Regions from separate parts of the Homo sapiens genome. Here region 2 is linked to region 1. A link is a contact called in ENCODE Hi-C or POLR2A ChIA-PET data. All regions are on one chromosome and are shown on one strand. Each heading gives the region's core, a stretch centred on a gene start or an enhancer-like site at or near the end of the contact. The rest is flanking DNA. Distances are from core to core; before and after follow the strand shown. Region 1 overlaps KCNN3 (potassium calcium-activated channel subfamily N member 3). Region 2 overlaps KCNN3 (potassium calcium-activated channel subfamily N member 3).

Region 1 (3,581 bases), core at 35-2,534:
AGTACCATAATATATTCAGCTGTTTCCCTATTGATGTGTATTCAGGTTGTTTCCAGGGTTTTTTAAAAAATTATAATAAGCAGTTCTTTTAAAATATTCTTTGATTTCTTTTTCTATCTTGTGCATATGTTACAAAAGACTCTTTTGCCTTAGGAGGATTATAAAAATGGTGAACAATTAAAATATTTCTTTACAGTCACATTGATATAGTTTTGACACCTTAAACCCTTTATGTATTCATTTGGGTGGCCCTGGGCGCTGTGCCTGGCACTGTGGAGGACAGTGACCAAGGAGATGTCTGTCCTCAAGGACCCCTGCTTTAGTGAGGGTGCTGACAAGCAGGTGGACAGGAATGCGGCTCAGATGGACGATCAAGAAGGAGGTTTCGGCCAGAATGGAAACTTAATAGATGAGAGTGTGGCCTCTTGGTTTAAATCCTGTCTCCACCACTTAGTTGCTATGAGGTCTGGGGGATGTTCACTTTTCTTATGGGGCTATTGTGAGACTCAAAGAGTTGATGTAAAGAAAAGTGCTTAGGAGGCCAGGTGTGGTGGCTCATGCCTGTAATCCCAGCACTTTGGAAGGCCGAGGATGGCTGATCATATGAGGCTAGGAGTTTGAGACCAGCCTGGCCAACATCGCAAAACCCCACCTCTACTAAAAATACAAAAATTAGCCGGGTGTGGTGGTGCACAGCTACTCGTGGTAGCTGGGTACTAATCCCAGCTACTCGGGAGGCTGAGGCAGGATAATTGCTTGAACCCAGGAGGCAGAGGTTGTAGTGAGCCATAATCGTGCCACTGTACTCTAGCCTGGAAGACAGAGTGAGACTCTTGTCTCAAAAAAAAAAAAAAAAAAAAAAAAAAAGAAAAAGAAAAGTGCTTAGGCCCCAGCCAACAAGTTGGACTCACCAAATGGCTTGTTGCTGTTTGAAGTGCTGCCCCCGCCACTGGGAGATCAGGAAAAGCTCCCCCTGAAGGGGTGACAGTGCAGCTGGCCCTTGGGAAGGAGGTGAAGGGCCTTTTAGTCAGTTGGGGAAAAAACAAACACTCCCTGCCCACCACCACCACCTGGTCCTGACCTCAGTTCTTCAGCTCCCTAGGCTGTTCAAAGATCCAAAAACCTATTTATTTTTAGTTGCTAAAAATATCCCCTAAGCCAGGGTTAAAGAATTTCTCCCTTAGTGGTAAACAGGTGACTTAGAACCAATCAGGGCCCAGCAGCCCCAGTGATGATGCTGTTCCTCCCCTACCCCCAAACATTCAGCAGGATCCTTTCATGTGTCAAAAGGAAAGAAACTTATCAGAAACTTCCTGTTGAGAAAACGATACCTCTTACCCCAGACTTAGCAGATGCACAGAAACCTTTGACTCCTGGATCTGCCAAGGCACACAAAGAACCAGAAACACCTATTGGCCTGGCCTGGGATAGGCAAACACTGGGGCTCAGCCCAACAAGCCTTCCTAGCACAGCCTGGGGGCAGCACACACAGTAGTCAAGAGAGCTGCCTGCCCTGGCTGTAGAGCCTAGGTCTGCCCCTTATTAACTGTATGACCTGTAGTAAATTATTTAGCCTCTCCGAGCCTCAGTTTCCCTGTCTGTAAAATAGAAATAAGAATACCTGTCTCAAAATCCTGTTAAGGACTAAATGAGATGGTGCCTGTAAGGCACACAGCACAGGACCTGGTGCACAGTGAGGCTGCAATACATGGCCCCTGCTGTTACCATTGTTAATGGAGACCGCCGCCCTGCTCCCTCCGCCCCCTGAAACGGGGGCTAGCACTCCCCAACTGTCTGGCCATCCTTCTCCAGCTGCCATTTGGGGATTGGCTCTGTGACAAGCAGGGGGCACAGGGCCTGGGGAATACTGGAGGAAGGCACCCAGCCCCACCTGGGAGTCAGAAGGGACCAGCTTAGGCCTGTGGAAGGGTGGGACGCTGGATCTGGAGGTCTCTGGTGAAGAAGCTGAGAAGAGGGAGTGCTTGTACAGAAGATGGAAGGGCGCAAGCTTAGGGGTTACTGGTAACTTGGTTTAGCTGGGATGAGACACCGGGTGTGGCAGGTGATGGGGATAGAGGGGCCAGCTGGTGCCAGGTGGGAAAAGGCCCTTTTGGCCAAGTGCAGCTAGGAGGGTGGACACTCTGGGTTGCCACGGAAAGGTTCTAGAAGGGGAGGTGACATGATTTGGTTTGTATTTTAGAACATTTGCTCTGGCAGCAATGTAAAGATGGCTGGGGTGGAGCACATGATGAGACCAAGGTGTGGCCACAGCAACCCAAGGATTGGCCGGGGTCACTTGGCCTTACTGCTTCAAATATAATTGGTTACAAACTCCCACCCCACACAGGAGGGGACCCGGTGTCTTTCCACTGGTCTCTGGGGGCTTGGAAACTTCCATTTCTCTCTTGACAGCTCATCTGATGCCAAACTCTTTCTGCTGAATTCTCCACCTCCATCCTGTACTTAGTAACCGCTTTAGGCACCCTTCCTGTTCCTGTTGCTCCTCGAGGGACCCATGACCAAGGCCTCTAGGTTAGCTGACATTTCCATGGATCTGGAGCAAGGGGAAGGGGTGAGGTGGTGGTGGCACAACAGATAAGACAGCGCTGAACGCCACATGCTCCTGATCTTACAGTCTCAGCACTGTCCCTGTCTCATGGGTGGTCAAGTCCTCAGTGGGCTCCGGCCTCCCCCTCTCATGGGACTGGCCCAAGGTGCTGCTTAGCCAGCTCCCCTCTCCTTCCAGTCCCACAGCTCACAATCCCCCATCTCCAGTGTTCCTGTTCATTTCTAGGGCACATATATTAAGCCCTGTGTTGGTCTCCTCTGACCCCACCCCAAGCCTGTCCAGAGGAATCTTCTTCATTAGCAAACATGCTGGGGTGCATAAGTGGGCTCCTAAACTAAGATGGTCTCTTCCTCGCTAGGGACCCCATCACCAGGTCTCCATAGAGGCCTGTTCACTGGCGGGAAGAGGAGGAAGGGAAAGATGATAAATGGATATTGTATCTGTGGAAATGAAAGCCGTGGTCTTAGTTCCACAAACATAGCCCAGTCTAGATTACAGATAACGATGTGGGTTTCCCAGGTGGTGTGGACACCAGGGATAGAACCCAGTTTATTTTAATCATATATTGATTCTCTGGTCAGCAAAGATTCTTCTGAGAATGAGCATTTAAAGGGTGGGCTTGAGTTTTCTTTCTTTTCTTTTTTCTTTTTTTTTTTTTGAGATGGAGTCTCGTTCTGTCACCCAGGCTGGAGTACAGTGGTGCGATCTCGACTCACTGCAAGCTCTGCCTCCCGGGTTCAGGCCATTCTCCTGCCTCAGCCTCCCGAGTAGCTGGGACTACAGGCGCCCACCACCACGCCCGGCTAGTTTTTTTGTATTTTTAGTAGAGATGGGGTTTCACCGTGTTAGCCAGGATGTTCTCAATCTCCTGACCTCATGATCCGCCCGCCTCGGCCTGCCAAAGCGCTGGGATTACAGGCGTGAGCCTCCGCGCCCAGCCGAGTTTTCTTTAGAAGACAAAGTAAAGCCCAAACTGGCCAGCCCCCAAATAGAGTGCCTGCTTAGCAGGCTG
Region 2 (3,713 bases), core at 907-3,406, 37 kb after region 1:
AGGAGGCCCTTGGCCTGAGCACCAGGCCTGGAGCCTTCCCTTCCAGCCGCTGCTCTCCAGAGCTTGGGGTGCACCAGCTTCGAGGCTTTAGAAGCTTCTCCAGCAAGAAAGGCCCTTCTGAGGGAAAAGTGTGTGCGACTGGCTGTCTCCATTCCTTTCTCCATATAGTGTTGACCTTCGGAATTAGCTTTATTCCTGACGTGTACCAGAATTTTCAGTTAATCATGTAAACCAAGGCTCAGGTGACTTGGCTGTGGGCAGTTGGGGCCGGACCAGCCCCTGAGAAACTACTCCCATCCCAGACTTCGTGACGCTTCACTTGGCCAGAGCCCACTCCCAGAAAGCAGGGAAATGTGCCTTTCTGCGTAGCCCAGGCCTATGGAAAGAGGCGAGAGGTCAGGGACAGCTGCACTCCCTGGGCAGGCTGCTTGTGGTCCGGGAGCATCCCGTAGTCTCCCCAAGCCCCACGGCCGTGGGGACCCCGGGTCAGGGCATTATTGTGCATATCCCTGTCCTCAGGCCCCTCATGCTCAGGCCAGACCCTCACCCAGGTGCCCTTGCCCTCAGACTCCTCCCCTTCCAGCCATTGTCTCTGTCTCCATCCCTGTCCCTCTCTTTCTCTATCTTCCTCTCTCTCTGATTCCCTGGGGGCTACTTTGCAACCTCTGCTGAGTCAGAATTCTTCCCACTCGCCCTGACGTCCCAGGCTCCTCCTTGGCACCCTGTCTTCTCTGTGGCAGGGAAAGACGCCCAACCAGAGCTCCCACGTCCTGCCCTGGGAACCCCACTGCTCTGGGAAACAAAAACAAGAAAATTCCTTCCCAGGGTACTTGTTCTGTGCTGTTCCTCTTTGTTCTTGGTCACAGGGTGATTCCCACGTCCTTCCCACACTAACCCTGCCTAGGTGAGGCTGCAGCTTTGTGTGCCTTCCACAACATTTGCTTGCCTGGGGAGCTGCCTGCCTTTAATTATCTTTGGAAAGCATAACTGAGAAGAGCAAGACACCCGTCTTTTCTTTAGGGCTCTTGCCAGGAGCACTGCCTATGCAGCACTTCCCTCCAGGGGGTGCCATTCACATTGAAGTCTTCGTGACTGGCACTCCTTGGAGTTGCACAGTGCGCAACCTATGCTGCTGAACAGGGCAGCCCTGGCTCTGTCTTACTCTCCTGGGAAGCATGGCTCATTATAACACAGATCCAGGATGAGATACCTGAGAGAGAGAGAATCCCCACCAGTCTCTCCACTCATCTCACCTCCCTTTTTAGGTCTCCACCTCCTCCAAGGTGTAATATGGTCAAAGACAGGGCTCCTCCAAGGTGCAATATGGTCAAAGACAGGGCTGTGGATGCAGGCAAGTCCAAGCACACACTCGGGCCCTGCCACTCAATTGATGTTTTATTTTGTGCAAGTTTCCTAATCTAGTAATTAATCAAGTGATCCTCCCACCTCAGCCTCCAGAATAGCTGGGACTATAGACACGTACCACCATGCCCTGCTAATTTTATTCATTTTTTGTAGAGACAGCATCTCACTATGTTGCCCAGTCTGGTCTTGAAATCCTGGGCTCAAGGGATCCTTCTGTCTCAGCCTCCCAAAGTGCTTGGATTACAGGCATGAGCCACTGCACCTGGTCTAATTTTCCAATTCAGTAAAATAGGAAGTGACAGTTATGAGTCTTGTTTTTTGAGGATTAAATTCAGTAATGCGCATAAAGCTTTGGCCCACATGGCACGTGATTGGCACTTGAGAAATGATAGTGATTATTGTTATCTCTTCAAATAAGATTAGCATCCAGTCTTACCTACCACACAGAGATAGCCCCAGAAATAAAATGAAATGAGAAGTAGATCATCTCTAAGATCTTTGAGGAAGTATTTTGCAAGAATCCCAACTACTGTTGTTCTTCTCTCTGTATATAAAAAACGATGAACTGTGAAGCCCCTTTGCTTCCAAGTCACGCTCTGTGACTGATGGCAGATGTCGGGAAAGGCTCAACCAGGAGAGAGAAAGCTTGCAGGCGCGGGCGGCAGACTGAGGGCCCCGGGCGGGTGGAGCTCAATGAAAACCACAGACAGACAGCAGCTGTGAGAGCAAGCAGAGACCCAGAATGGCTTTAAACAGAAAGCAGAGGCCCACAGCAGGGAGTGAGATGAGACCAGGTTTAAACGTCACTTTCCCCTAAGTCCTTGTTCATTCACAGCTTCCTTCAGTAGCTCTGACCAGCTTTCTCAGCACCTGCCGACCGACAAACCAACCAACCAATGGAGGCTGGTGCTGGGGGTGGAGATGGCCAAGAGCCGGTGGTGAGAAGTGAGGGAGAATGGGGAAGAAGGGGCTCCACAGAGGGCACTTGATCCGGGACGGCTTTCCGGAGGAGGTGATTTCCTAGGCCTAAGGGGCCTCCGGGCAGAGGGGCCAGCATGAGGGAAGCTCGGAGGTGGGGGAGCATGGATTGGAGGAGAGAATAAGCAGTTGCTTGCTGGGGTGTCATAAGATGCGGCAGTGCACTCAACGCTACAGGAGCAGGCACGGGCCTTTTTCACCAGCCTAAGGATTTTGGAATGACTCTTCTATCAGCCAACAGTTTCCAACCTTATTTATGTACTTGTTTCTTTGATTCCAGCGATGCAGGAGAGATGATATTCAGACAGCCGACTTCTGCTGTGGGTGTGCCCCAGGTTATAAATCATTTCCATCAGGCTAGCTGGAGTCCCGGCCCTTCCTTTCCACTGAAGAAAGCAAATCAGAGTACCAGATAGCGAGAGTGATATTATCACAGGATAGCCTTGAAACTGCCATAACAAAAAAAATAAATCGTTCACAAATGTCAATCCTTCAACTACTATTAGCCCCAGAGAGACTGTTTGTCTGCCCCAGTGTGTCGCTGTGCAGAGGCTGAGAACGTCCCCTCTCCTCTTCCCACACCTAGGAGAGGGGGAGCCACTGGTAGATTGGGAGCAGGGGAGGGTCTGGAGTTTCAGAAAGATTTCCCTGGCTGCAGTGTGGAAGGGGGATTTGAGGGGAAGACGGGACACCAGCTGGGGAGGCTGCTGTAGTAACAGAATGCTGCCCCCACCACCCCTGGGTACAGTGGTGGCTGGGATGAAGAGCAAGGGCAGTTTTGAGAGAGCTAGAGGAGCCAACCTCCACCGGACTGACTCACTGGATGTGGAGTGATGGGGAGGAAGCTCAGGAACAGTGTCTGGTGTCCTAGTGTGGCTGGCTGGATAGCTGGTGGGACTGCCCACGAATAGGAGGTGCAGGAGGAAGAGGGCCGGGGTTGCAGGGGACCTGGGCAGCAGGGAGAGGGCAGGTAATGAGCAGAGTTGGGGATCGGTTGAGCTTAGTTTACCTGCCACCCCTCCAGAGATGTCCCACGTTGGGGGGACCCATGCACCTACTCCAGATGTTACCCTCCCCACTTTACAGCACAGGATTCTGCCTGGTGACATTTGATGCCATCTGTATCTGGCCACCCAGTGGGTGCAAAATGCAAGTTTGCTGATTAAGCAAAATCAACCTGAAGCAAACAAAGACTGATGTCCCCAAGGGATAGCCAGCTCCTTGGAGGCAGAAACCCTTTCCCTCTAGGGCAGAGCTTCCTCTGTGGGTCCTCACAGGGGAGGGTGGGAGAGAGACTGAACAAGTGAAAGGGAAAACAAGAGAGGAGAGATGAGAGGGAGGTGGAGACAGTGCTTCAAAGGAGAAAAAAA

The links. A loop is a pair of places that touch in the nucleus more often than their neighbours do. ChIA-PET counts read pairs that join two places held with the same protein, here RNA polymerase II (POLR2A). Pooled maps may share reads with other maps.
Region 2: a pooled map shows a loop between it and region 1 (2.8-fold over the local background). The contact joins two enhancer-like sites. A Hi-C loop is called at or near these places in 7 of 168 maps with a recorded cell type or tissue (CD4-positive, alpha-beta T cell, CD4-positive, alpha-beta memory T cell, astrocyte of the cerebellum and 3 more), 6 of 37 single-sample maps with no recorded cell type and 13 of 50 pooled maps. POLR2A ChIA-PET finds 5 or more read pairs at or near these places in 15 of 52 experiments (CD4-positive, alpha-beta T cell, CD4-positive, alpha-beta memory T cell, CD8-positive, alpha-beta memory T cell and 10 more).

What each region holds. Positions count from the first base shown.
Region 1 is chr1:154,782,859-154,786,439 of GRCh38, reverse strand. All of the region lies in intron 2 of KCNN3 (potassium calcium-activated channel subfamily N member 3), which reads left to right. Among named protein-coding and RNA genes, the nearest start is that of KCNN3, 86 kb to the left of the region's middle. Within about 2 kb of position 1,284, at least 6 of the 41 ENCODE cell types and tissues checked have a DNase peak (open chromatin) inside an H3K27ac peak, as active enhancers do; they include CD4-positive, alpha-beta T cell and GM12878, where a contact is called at or near this core.
Region 2 is chr1:154,746,599-154,750,311 of GRCh38, reverse strand. All of the region lies in intron 3 of KCNN3 (potassium calcium-activated channel subfamily N member 3), which reads left to right. Among named protein-coding and RNA genes, the nearest start is that of KCNN3, 120 kb to the left of the region's middle. RefSeq lists enhancers at 411-914, 1,810-2,019 and a silencer at 1,112-1,161. Within about 2 kb of position 2,156, at least 12 of the 41 ENCODE cell types and tissues checked have a DNase peak (open chromatin) inside an H3K27ac peak, as active enhancers do; they include CD4-positive, alpha-beta T cell and GM12878, where a contact is called at or near this core.